Linked DNA regions of Homo sapiens: region 1 is linked to region 2. A link is a loop called in an ENCODE intact Hi-C map of the cell type or tissue named here. Cell type or tissue: K562. All regions are shown on one strand. Links, peaks and the distances in the headings refer to the core of each region. The heading gives the core; the rest is flanking DNA.

Region 1 (5,176 bases), core at 2,552-5,051, 110 kb after region 2:
ACATCTTGCAGAGGTATCTATGCACTGCCACATGTTTGAGAAGCAGCTCTCTCCTTTCTAATTGACTTCAGTCAAACTCACCTGTCCCATGTTCCACTATGTCTGTTGAATACTAAGACTGTCACACAAATTGACATCTGCAACAATTCTGCCAGGCAGGTCTGTTTTCTCAAGTTTACAAATGAGGAAATGAATTGGTGTCTCAGAGAGACTTTAGCTGAGCCAATGTCACATGGTTGGAGAGGTGGCAGAGTGGGGTCTTGAAACCTAGATGGTCTAACGTCAAAGCTTGTGGTCTTGGTATAAAAGAAAATGTCTAACTGTAAAATGAATAGGAACAGAAGATTGAGTTTTTAAAAATAAATGGGGTGCAACTTCTGACTTACAAAGTGATGCATGGGATTGTCAACCTCCTAATTTCGTAACAGTTTCAGAATTACATTTCATTTATTTGCTTGAACTTTTCAAGTTTCAAAGGTTTACAGACATATTCATATTGCATTGAACTACTTGTTTCTCCAGGGAAGAGTTGGAAATATGCGAAATTATAATAAAAACTGATGTTAAAAAGGAAATAGTATTTTTAAGCACCAAAGCAGGCAAGTTAGGCAGATGAACACGAAGTCTGCTTTGTCAAATCCAGTCAAGAAGCTTGGACCCTACCTATTATTATTATTATTATTTTCTTTGAGATGGAGTTTCGTTCTTGTCACCCAGGCTGGAGTAAAATGGCGCGATCTCGGCTCACCGCAACCTCCACCTCCTGGGTTCAAGCCGGTCTCCTGCCTCAGCCTCCCGAGTAGCTGGGATTATAGGCATGTACCACCACACCCGGCTAATTTTATATTTTTAGTAGAGATGGGGTTTCTCCATGTTGGTTAGGCTGGTCTCGAACTCCCAACTTCAGGTGATCTGCCTGCCTTGGCCTCCCAAAGTGCTGGGATTACAGGCGTGAGCCACTGTGCCCAGCCTACCCATTCTTAAAGACAGTTTTAATCCGTATCTCCATTTTTGCCCCTAACGAGCTGTCATCACAAAGCTACGGATTTCTTGTCAGTAGGCATAAGTAAGTAGCTTGCTAAGAGTCTTGATTAACTGAAAATTTCTGATAATTTCTAAGTTTTGCCAAATCTAAAAGAGCACAACCCACCAGTATCTCTGGAGTGTTGCTGACTTACACCTACCTGCATTCCAAAGATGCAGGCGATTCGGATTGCACATCGGATGCCTTCCAAACACAAGGAGGCCACTTCAGTGTCATCACAGTTCTGGAGTCCGATGCTGTAGGCTGCCAATAGTGGCGTCCACACCAGCTATCATGGAAGGAAGATTTCAATAACATCCAGAGTTTTAGCGTGGAAAGAGTACTTCTCGCTGGCCAGCTTCAGAATCAGGCTTAGCCACATGCTTGCTAAGTTCTCAGGATACTCACTTTGAACATTGGCCGGACATGGTCCAGGTGAGTGGCACTGGTAAACGGGGCTTTGGCATGGCTCACAGCCTCCATCAGAGCTTTGGCTGTTTTAGCCATTTGCTCCATCTCTAAGTTGTACAGCAGCCGCCGCTGCTTTTCACTAGCTACATCTGTAAAGTAAGAGCATGATAGGTGTGGCTAGCAGTCACTGAGGGCTGGCTACATGCCATACACTGTTTCAAAAGATGCACAATGATTAACTCCTAAATCCTCCCAACCATCTCGTGAGTCCATTACAAATATTATTATTACCATTTTACAGATGGGAAAAATGAGGCAGAGGGGGTAAGTCACTTGCCCAGGGTCATACAATTACTAAGTAGAGGAGCTGGGACTTGATCTAAGGCAGTGTGGCTCTAGAGCCACACTCTAAACCACTACCCTTTGCTGCTTCTCAAACAGTGAAACTGACAGCTCCCCAGGGGCCATAACTAATAGAATTCTAATCAAGGCGGACACAATCTGAATTAAAGAAAAGTTTTAAAGAACACTTTTTGGGAGTAATTTAGTTCTCAGATTACTAATTTTAAATTCCTTCTTGCTCCTCATCAGAAATCTAGCAAGACAGTGACATTATAAAAGTCCCAACATAATCACAATAATTAATTCAATCACATTTCCTATTCAGATATCCAGCTATGCACATTAAATTTATCACCAGAGTATTTAATCATGCATTCTGATACACTAAAAAATTAGAACTAAAAGAAATAATTTGCCATTAGACCTTACTCTGCTTAGTAGATTTGGTTGCAATCGTTAGCTCTTTTGTTTCTTTCATTGCAATTTTCTTGCCTTCTATCTCTTCATAGATGCTTGAGAGATACTCTTCTGGCAGATCTTTACTATCATTGATACCCCGATTCATTTTAATATACTGCTCTTTCGTCATTTTATTTTTTACCTGTAATTAAAAAAAATTAAAAACCATTTAAAAAACATCCAATTGCCCAAGTAAAGCCACTTATTTAGCTAATACAACATGTAAATCATTAAAGTGCTTTACCTGAGGACTGTGCAAGTCTGTAGTCAGCATAATAATTGAATACGCTAGGACATAAGCAGTGTCAGCACTAGCAAACAGAGTTTGCCTGGAGAAAAAAATTCGAGACATCAATATTCATGGTGATGCGGTTTGGAAGGTACAATGCTAACAGAGACACACTTCACGAGAAAAGCAGCCGACTACTCCCCTTGATTCCAAATGAGGCAAGAGTTTTTACGCTTTCATCATCACTGAACAAGACTTAGCAACCCAGAGTGTAGAAAAAGCTCATTAACAATCTGTATCAAATTTTAGCTTCTTTGGCAGGGCGTGGTGGCTCAGGCCTGTAATCCCAGCACTTTGGGAGGCCGAGATGGGTGGATCACCTGAGGTCAGGAGTTCGAGACCAGCCTGGCCAACATGGTGAAACCCAATCTCTACTAAAAATACAAAAATTAGCTGGGCGTGGCAGCGGGTGCCCATAATCCCAGCTATTCGGGAGACTGAGGCAGGAGAATTGCCTGAACCCGGGAGGTGGAGGTTGCAGTGAGCTGAGATTGTGACACTGCACTCCAGCCTGGGTGACAGAGCGAGACTGTCTCAAAAATAAATAAATAAATAATAAAAATTGAGGCTTCTTTGAATAAAGCAATTTCAAATAATTTTTTTTAAAAAGACTCTAAGAAGCATCTGGGGCCAAGACTAGGGTGAAGCAAGTGAGCACATCAGGAGACCTTACACTTGGTGCTGACCCTGAGAGAGGGCATCTCACTATATTTCACACACTAAGCGCTTGAGTGCCTCCCCCACCTTGTCCTGTTCCTGAGAACATCTATTTTGTGCCATGTACTGTGCTAGACATGAGATATAAAGATGACTAAAACTGCTGTTTAGCTGTTATTTATAGTCTATATTACCCATTATAACATTTAATAGTAGAAATACCATGGAAAATATTTATGTTGTTCTAAACAATATGTTGGTGAAGTCTGACTTTTTTGCCTTAGGCAAGAAGAGAAGGACAACATGTGGATGTACAGCTTCATACGATATGAGGCTGAAGCTAGAAACTGTTCTGTCCAAACTGTCCATAACAGGAACAGTAGAAATTTTGAAGAACACAACAAAGGTCTTTTAATATGAGATGAAACTGGGTCACATATTTACTGACTGAGCAAAACAGACCAAGGCTCCCAGGTCCACATAGGAGATACGTTTAAAGTAAACAGCATCTAATTATGCCTTCATAGAGAGTTCTAATGTCCATTTGGTTAAAATGATGATATGCTGCCTTTGCCAATCCTGCCACCTCCTGGGGACAGCCTGCCATACACTTGGAAGACTGGGAGCAATTAATATGAAAACAAAGTTGACCTGAGAGGCAAAACAGTTATTAAAATGTTTCAATCAGGTGTGGTAGCTCACATTTGTAAATCCCCCACTTTGGGAGGCTGAGGCAGGAGGATCCCTTGAGGCTAGGAGTTCAAGACCAGACTGGGCAACACGGTGAAACTCTATCTCTGCAGAAATATTATACAAAAAATTAGCCAGGCACAGTGGCATGCACCTGTAGTCCCAGCAGTTCAGGAGGCTGAGGTGGGAGGACTGATTGAGCCCAGGAGATCCAGGCTGCAGTGATCTGTGATCACCCCACTGTACTTCAACCTGGGCAAGAGAGCAAGACCCTGTCTCAAAAAAAATAGTTTCCACTGAACAATTTCCACATCATGGTCACAGCATATTCAGACATATTTCTAATTTAATGTTCAGTGGAGAGAACATGAGTTTTTTTTTTTGAGACAGAGTCTGCCTCTGTCATCCAGGCTGGTGTGCAGTGGTGTGGTCTCGGCTCACTGTAGCCTCTGCCTCCCAGGTTGAAGCAATTCTCCTGCCTCAGCCTCTGAGCAGCTGGGATTACCCAGCTAATTTTTTTTTGTATTTTTGGAAGAGACGGGATTTCACCATATTGGCCAGGCTGGTCTCGAACTCCTGACCCCAAGTGATCTGCCCGTCCCGGCCTCCCAAAGTGCTGGGATTACAGGCAAGAGCTACTGCATCCAGCCCGAACATGAGCTTCTGAGTTAGAGAAATCCATATTCAACCCTGGCTCTGCTCCTTACTAGCTGATTAATTTTGGACAGGTTGCTCAATCTCTCAGATTCTCAATTTCCTCATCTGTAAAACAGGGATACTATTCCTGGGCTTGCCATTAATTAAATTAAATGCATGTAAAACCCATGGCATGGCCCACACACAGGAGGTATTTAATAATGGTTTGTTCCCCTTCCTATTTCCACTTCTTACAAAATCACGAACCGCCCATCAAAAAAGGTCCCCAGATAAAATCATGTACTTTGGTGGTTTTTATTAGTTATGTAGCTATTTCTGTAACCTGCTCATCAGTATGCAATTAAAGAAAAACCAAAATCCTTGAGATCTACCCCATATATTAAATCAGGGGAACTGTTTTTGATTAGGGAAGAGGTGCCCAATTGTCTCCTCTCAACTTATGAAACTACTCTTTTATAGTTGCTAACAGCATGGGCTTTAGCTGTGTGATCTTGGGCAAGTTAACCTCTCTGGTCCTCAATCTTTTTGTCTGTAGAATAGGGACATAAACAGGTTGCTGTGAGGTCTTATGTGAAATAATCCCTTAGCACAGTGCCTGGCACACGGTAAACAAAAGCTTCAGTTGCTTGGCACAGATATACAAAGAT
Region 2 (6,611 bases), core at 2,052-4,551:
TCTCTACTAAAAATACAAAAAATAGCCAGGCATGGTGATGCATGCCTGTATCCCAGCTACTCAGGAGGCTGAGGCAGGAGAATCGCTTGAACCTGGGAGGCGGAGGTTGCAGTCAGCTGAGATTGTGCCACTGCACTCCAGCCTGGGCAAGAGTGAGACTCCGTCTCAAAAAAAAAAAAAAAAAAAAAAAAAAAAATTCAAAATAAGAAAAACCATTCGAGTCAAGTGCCTAAGATTAAAAAAGTTATCACCAGGCACAGTGGCTCACGCGTGTAATCCCAGCACTTTGGGAGGCCGAGGCAGGCAGATCATGAGGTCAGGAGTTCGAGACCAGCCTGACAAATATGGTGAAACCCCATCTCTAATAAAAATACAAAAATTAGCTGGGCGTGGTGGCGGACGCCTGTAATCCCAGCTACTCGAGAGGCTGAGGCAGGAGAATTGCTCAAACCCAGGAAGTGGAGGTTGCAGTGAACTGAGATTGTGCCACTGCACTCCAGCCTGGTCAACAGAACAAGACTCTTATCTTGGGGGTAAAAAAGAAAAAAAAAAGGGATATCGATAACTCCTGTGACAAATCACTTGAGCTGGGAAGACAAAAGTTCCAGTTTAACTACACTGAATGGACAATGAACAATTCCAGCATAAACTGTGCCTCACAAAATTTAGATATTCTGATTCTTCATTCCTCAGAAACGAATGCTGTACAATTCCATGGGCCAGGCCAAGGGAGGGAGCCAGTGCAACCAAGCTCACCAGGCATCCGGCCGGATCCACCACTGGACTGGACTTCACGGTTCTAAGGTGTCAGGGTTTGAAAAGTTCCAAGTAACCTCCACTCTCCAGGGAACAGCAGAGATGAAAGAGATCAAAACATCCACAGTCTCAAGTACTCTCGACCGCCATCCCATTAAGCGAGGCAGAGCATTTCTCCCAGAGGAGCCACCTACCCAAAACTCACACTGCCACCTAGGAACTGCTACAGAAAATTCTAGTAAATAAGCCCCAAATCTATATTAATGTCCCCTTCCCCCATATAAAAAAAAAGACTAAATAATCTGAGTTTACATGATTTAGAAATTAGGATTTTACAGAGTCCAGGAAAGGAAAAGGAAGAAATTTAAAGAAATTCTTCATTTTTATAAAAGCATGAGAGAGCACTGAAAACCTGCCCTTAAGATGTTCTTAGGTACATATTTTAGGATTTTTATTGCTGATTACAGATTTGAAACTATGAAATGTGCACTGCTTGGCAAGTAACACAAGTAATTCTTTACTTATTCACATTTCCAATAAAAGCGTAAATAAACAGACAAAAAATATAAAGGACAAGAGAAATACAAATAGCAACAGCTTCAAAACAAAAGGATTTAGTAACAGAAAGTCTCCACAGTGTCCGTCAAAATTTAAGATTATCCAAACCGTGCAAACGCTCAACACAAACCAACGCCATACACTGAACTATTAATACTTGTCCCTTGAAGTTGCAAACTAGAAGCCACCCACATAACTGTATGATCACACAAACCAACTAATTTGCTCAAGGTTCAGGTTAAAGCAACATTTAATATCCTTTACAAGATGGAATTCGTGACAAGTTCAAAAGGAGAACTTCCTTTGTTTTAATGCAGCTGTGCTCAGAAGCCTGTGATTTCCTAGGAAACCATCTGGGTTTAGCCCATTAGAAAAATGCAGTTTAAAGCAGTGTCACACTGGCTGCCTGAAGGTACCCTTGGAGATACTGGAGCGCTTCTGCATTCAGGCTGGTGCTCACCATTGATGGAACCTACAAGAGATGGGAAACACACACTGGCTGTTGGAGATCTTGGTGCGCCAATACAAACCCCATCTTCTACGGGAGAGCTGCCACAGCTCTGGGAAGAGCAGCCAGTCAAGTCATTAATCACCATCCAAAAATTCTCCAGAAACTCAACTGCTTTTATGCCTTCAAAAATAGGTCTAAAGAAAAGATCCATAAGGAATTACTATTATTAGGTGTGATAGTGGTATTGTGGTTAATTAAAAAGTCCTTACTGGTTAATGATGTAGAATAAGGTACTTACGCGTGAAACGTATGATGTCTAAGACTTGCTCAATACAGAGAATAAAAGGAGAAACGAAACAAAACTGGCAAGATATTGGTAATTATTGAAGCTGGGCACATGCAGGCTTCATTATGCTCTTTCTATATATGTTTGAAAGTCTCCGTAATAATACAATGAAAAAATATATATACATATATATACACACGCCACACACATATATGTTTTTTAAGAAACGGGACCTCGCTCTGTTGCCCAGGCTGGATTGCAGTGGCACTGTAATAGCTCACTGCAGCCCTGGCCTCCCAAAGCACTAGAACTACAGGCATAAACCACTGTGTCTGGCTTGAAAAATATATATTTTATCAGGTAACATGTAAGAACTCTATAATAAGTGCTGACAAAATGCAACTATACAGTCATTATTAGGTTTATGCCATGATCTATTAATTTCTGAGTATGCTGCAATTAAAAAAAAATAACTGTGTCCAGGCTCACACTTGTAATCCCAGCACTTTGGGAGGCTGAGGGAGGAGGATGGCTTGAGCCCAGGAGGTTGAGACCAACCTGAACAACATAGGGAGACCCTGTCTCCACAAAAAAATAAAAAATTAGCTGGGCATAGTGGGTCCTAGCTACTTGGAAGGCTGACAGGCAGTAGGATCACTTGAACCTGGGAGGTTGAGGCTGCAGTGAGCCATAATCGTACTACTGCATTCCAGCCTGGATAAGAGTGAGACCCTGTCTAAAAAAATAAATAAATAAAAATAAAAATAAAAAAATGCTACCACATTTTAATAATAGATGGATTACTTCGATCTGGGAAATAAACTCTTATTATAAAGTGCTGACAAAATGCAACTATACAGCCTTATTACATTTCTATTGAAGGGATTTTTCCTCCTTTGTTCTCACTCCTAAATCCATTCACTTAAAATATATTTGTAGTACATAATACAAGAAAAAAAGGGCTCAGTGTTTTTAATTAAAGAAAATAAGCTTGCTGTAACTCAATGAGATTTAGTTTTATTACGCCCACCAATGAAAACAGACACCAGAACTACTACTATCCTTTTGCCCTCCCATTAAAGTCTCCATTTATCACAGAGTTCTTTGACAACACACTTACCCTTCCTGGACAGGCGGTAGACAACTTGTGAAGTGACTGTGCCAGGTGAATTTTGGGGTTATTCACCATTTGACCTACAGGATCATGCTCTTTTTTCCCAGCAAATGCCAACTGTGAGAAGGCAGTCTGATATCCTGGTGTATCTTCTATGTCAATAAAATGTTCCTCATCAGGAATGGTATCATCTTCGGGTAACTCAAAAAGACCAATCAAAGACTGTAATAATGGAGTCCTGGATTGGAAGAAAGCAAGAGATAAAAAGGTCAAGAAAATACTCGGAAGACTTAAAACCAGCAATTGCTCAGAGACACAAAATTACAGACTCATAGTCTCAAGAATAAAAGGGGACCTTTGAAATTAAGATGGTTCTTTTCTTGGCTTATTCAGTTCTTCCCCTTAAAGATAAGTCAGTTTAGTTGGGCTTCTGTCATAAAATTGTCTTAGAGATCACCTAGATCAGACTCTTAAAGGGGTCCATGAATCCCCCTGAAAAAGAAGCAGGAAACAAGATCATTCTAAGCCCAGAAGGATCCAGAAATCATGTCTTGGATCTGATTGTGGAGAAGCTGAGATCAGACCAAGATTCTCTTGGCCCCCAAGAGAATAAGCTTTGTTAATTTTGCAGTCATATGGGAAGGAAGCTGTAACTTACAAAAATATTAAAATGAAGTACTTACCACAGTTTGGTATACTCAGTGTCCATCATTGGGGGACATTCTGTTAGTAATTTGGTTATGCCAACCGCACAGATCTTTTTCTCTACATTTCCAGATACCTTCTGAATTTCAGGAATAATAATTTTTTCCAAAACCATTCCAAACATTCTATTAAAGCAAAATAAATCAACTTAATATTAGATTATCACTATAATGAAATAGTAAAATGCTTAGATGTTAGTTACTTCTTATGAATATGATAAATTACTAAATAACAAGACTGCTGTTTTTGATCATCTGAAGAGACTGAAAGTCAAAACATAAAAAAACCCCATCACACCTCTACCCTGTAGCCAAATGCCATAATCTTTTTCTTTTCTTTTTTTTTTTGAGACGGAGTTTCGCTCTTGTTGCCCAGGCTGGAGTGGAACGGTGTGATCTCAGCTCACTACAACCTCCACCTCCTGGGTTCAAGCAATTTGCCTGCCTCAGCCCCCTGAGTAGGTGGGATTACAGGTGCCCACCACCACGCCCGGCAAATTTTTGTATTTTTAGTAGAGATGGGGTTTCATTGTGTTGGCCAGGCTGATCTCGAACTCCTGACCTCAGGTGATCCACCTGCCTCAGCCTCCCAAAGTGCTAGGATTACAGGCGTGAGCCACCATTCCTGGCCCTCTCTGCTTTTTTCTTTAAAAATTACACCTGGCCAGTCTCAAAAAAAAAAAAGAAAAAAAAAAAAAAAAGAGAGAGGAGCAAGGAGGGAAAAAAGGAATCATCCCACCACCCAGAAACAACTAGTTTTAACATTTTTGGGTTATAAGCTTCCCAACTGTCTTTGCTTACATACCTGCAGGTACATAAATGCTAATGGCTATTTAAAATAATTCGGCCAATCATTCTATGTTGTTGCAAACATGCTAGAAGTGAAGTTTTCCGTAATTCTAAATGATGCAAAATCCTCAGTTTATGCGTTAATAGAACCAATTCTTTGAAGTGGAAATATGGCTCAAAGGGTATGGCAATTCTAATGCTCTGGATAAAAAGTGCATACATTTTGCTCTCTAGAAAGATCAGGCTAATTCAGGCTCCCACTAGCAGTGCATGAGATTTCCTCAAAATCCCCTACTGCCGGAAGCCATGTTTTCTGGTCTCCTTTCCAGAGTAATTCATTTTTTAGTCAATGTAGAATTTTTGAGACATAACTGAGGTACAGGGATCTAACTGTCCCCGAAGAAATTTTCCCTAAGAGTTGTTCTTTATCTTATCGTTATAATTGTTTTATTCCCTACTAATGGGAAATGCCACCTAAATACATTCTTTGCATATATACCAGATAAGTCAAAAACAAAGTTAATTTATTGGTCCTAAGTATTTCTCATTTGAAAAATTCTGCTGTGTTTGCATTAGCAGCACATATACTAAAATTGGAACGATATGGATTAGCACGATTTTTTAAAAAAGGGGGAAGGAAAATTCTGGTTTTTTTTTTTAATTATACTTTAAGTTCTAGGGTACATGTGCACAACGTGCAGGTTTGTTACATATGTATACATGTGCCAAGTTGGTTTACTGCACCCATTAACTCGTCATTTACATTAGGTATTTCTGCTAATGCTATCCCTCCCTCTGCCCTCCCTTCCCCTGCCCCCCATCCCACGACAGGCCCCAGAGTGTGATGTTCCCCGCCCTGTGTCCAAGTGTTCTCATTGTTCAATTCCCACCTATGAGTGAGAACATGTGGTGTTTTCTGCTGTTAGTTTTAATAAGGCAGGCTCCTGGAGACAACACTGACCATTTAACATAATATAGAACACTGGCTGTGGAGAATGCCAGTGTGTAGAGTAGATGGTCCTCTAATCTAGAGGATTAGAACAATGATTCCAGGGTGTTTTTTCTTTTTTTGAGATGGAGTCTCACTATATTGCCCAGGCTGGTCTCAAACTCCTGAGCTAAATCCGCCCTCCTCAGCCTCTCAGAGTGTGGGATTACGGGCGTGAGCCACCATGCTGGGCCAGGATTACTTTTTCTTTACTCCCAATACCTAAGAATATTTTGAAAACCATAGACACTATCTCCATACCAAGAACCACATCATCATCTATAAGACAGAGATACTGATTTGTACTAAAAAAAAAGTCAAAACATTTTCTTCCTTTAAAAAATAATAAAAACAAACTTACTTTGGTTGTATACCATCAAATATTTCTTGTAGTGCTAGTGCCCCATATTTTATGCAATACAAATTAATAAAGACTAAAAAACCTGTTGAAAGAAGATGCAGAATATCAGCATAGAGAACTCACGCACTAAACTGGTAACTGATAAGTCTGCAAAATAAACCTATGCTTAATCATTAACATCCAAAGGCTGTGGCATCAATACCTGCCTTCTAGTAAATAGAAAACTTGTCTTTCTGTCATAGACCTTTACATGCTGTCTCTCTTTGATTTATATTTCCTTATAATATTCTCTCTACTGAAAAAATGTTTTGGTATCCAACCATAAACCAACCTCTGGAACACAATATGACTAACACTAACTTAATGTTTGGAGAACACAAACATCTTAAAATATTTTCTTTTTTCTTGTGAGAAGGTTTCACTCTATCACCTAGGCTGGGTGCAGGAGCGTGATCACAGCTCACGCAGCCTTAACTTCCCAGGGTCAAGTGATCCTCCCACCTCAGCCTCCTGAGTAGCTGGGGCTACAGGCACACACCACCATGCTTGGCTGTTTTGTAGAGACAGGGTCTTACCATGTTGCCCAGGCTGGTCGTTAACTCCT

Evidence for each region. A loop is a pair of places that touch in the nucleus more often than their neighbours do. Peaks named below come from ENCODE experiments on the same cell type or tissue, not always from the same donor. Only the 100,000 strongest peaks of a DNase experiment are listed, where the experiment ranks them.
Region 1: it touches region 2 in a loop (2.7-fold over the local background); 3 of 110 quality-filtered maps call a loop at or near these places.

What each region holds. Positions count from the first base shown.
Region 1 is chr20:48,985,693-48,990,868 of GRCh38, reverse strand. ARFGEF2 (ARF guanine nucleotide exchange factor 2) reads right to left here. Exons shown (of 39, transcript NM_006420.3): 17 at 2,481-2,565; 18 at 2,207-2,378; 19 at 1,433-1,584; 20 at 1,185-1,313. Among named protein-coding and RNA genes, the nearest start is that of CSE1L-DT, 58 kb to the left of the region's middle. In K562, for the core only: a CTCF peak has its summit at 3,769 (motif pointing left); no DNase peak of the experiment used is centred there.
Region 2 is chr20:49,091,524-49,098,134 of GRCh38, reverse strand. CSE1L (chromosome segregation 1 like) reads right to left here. Exons shown (of 25, transcript NM_001316.4): 22 at 6,008-6,089; 23 at 3,849-3,995; 24 at 3,172-3,403; 25 at 1,186-1,786. The coding sequence ends at 1,697. Among named protein-coding and RNA genes, the nearest start is that of CSE1L, 49 kb to the right of the region's middle. In K562, for the core only: no CTCF peak of the experiment used is centred there; no DNase peak of the experiment used is centred there.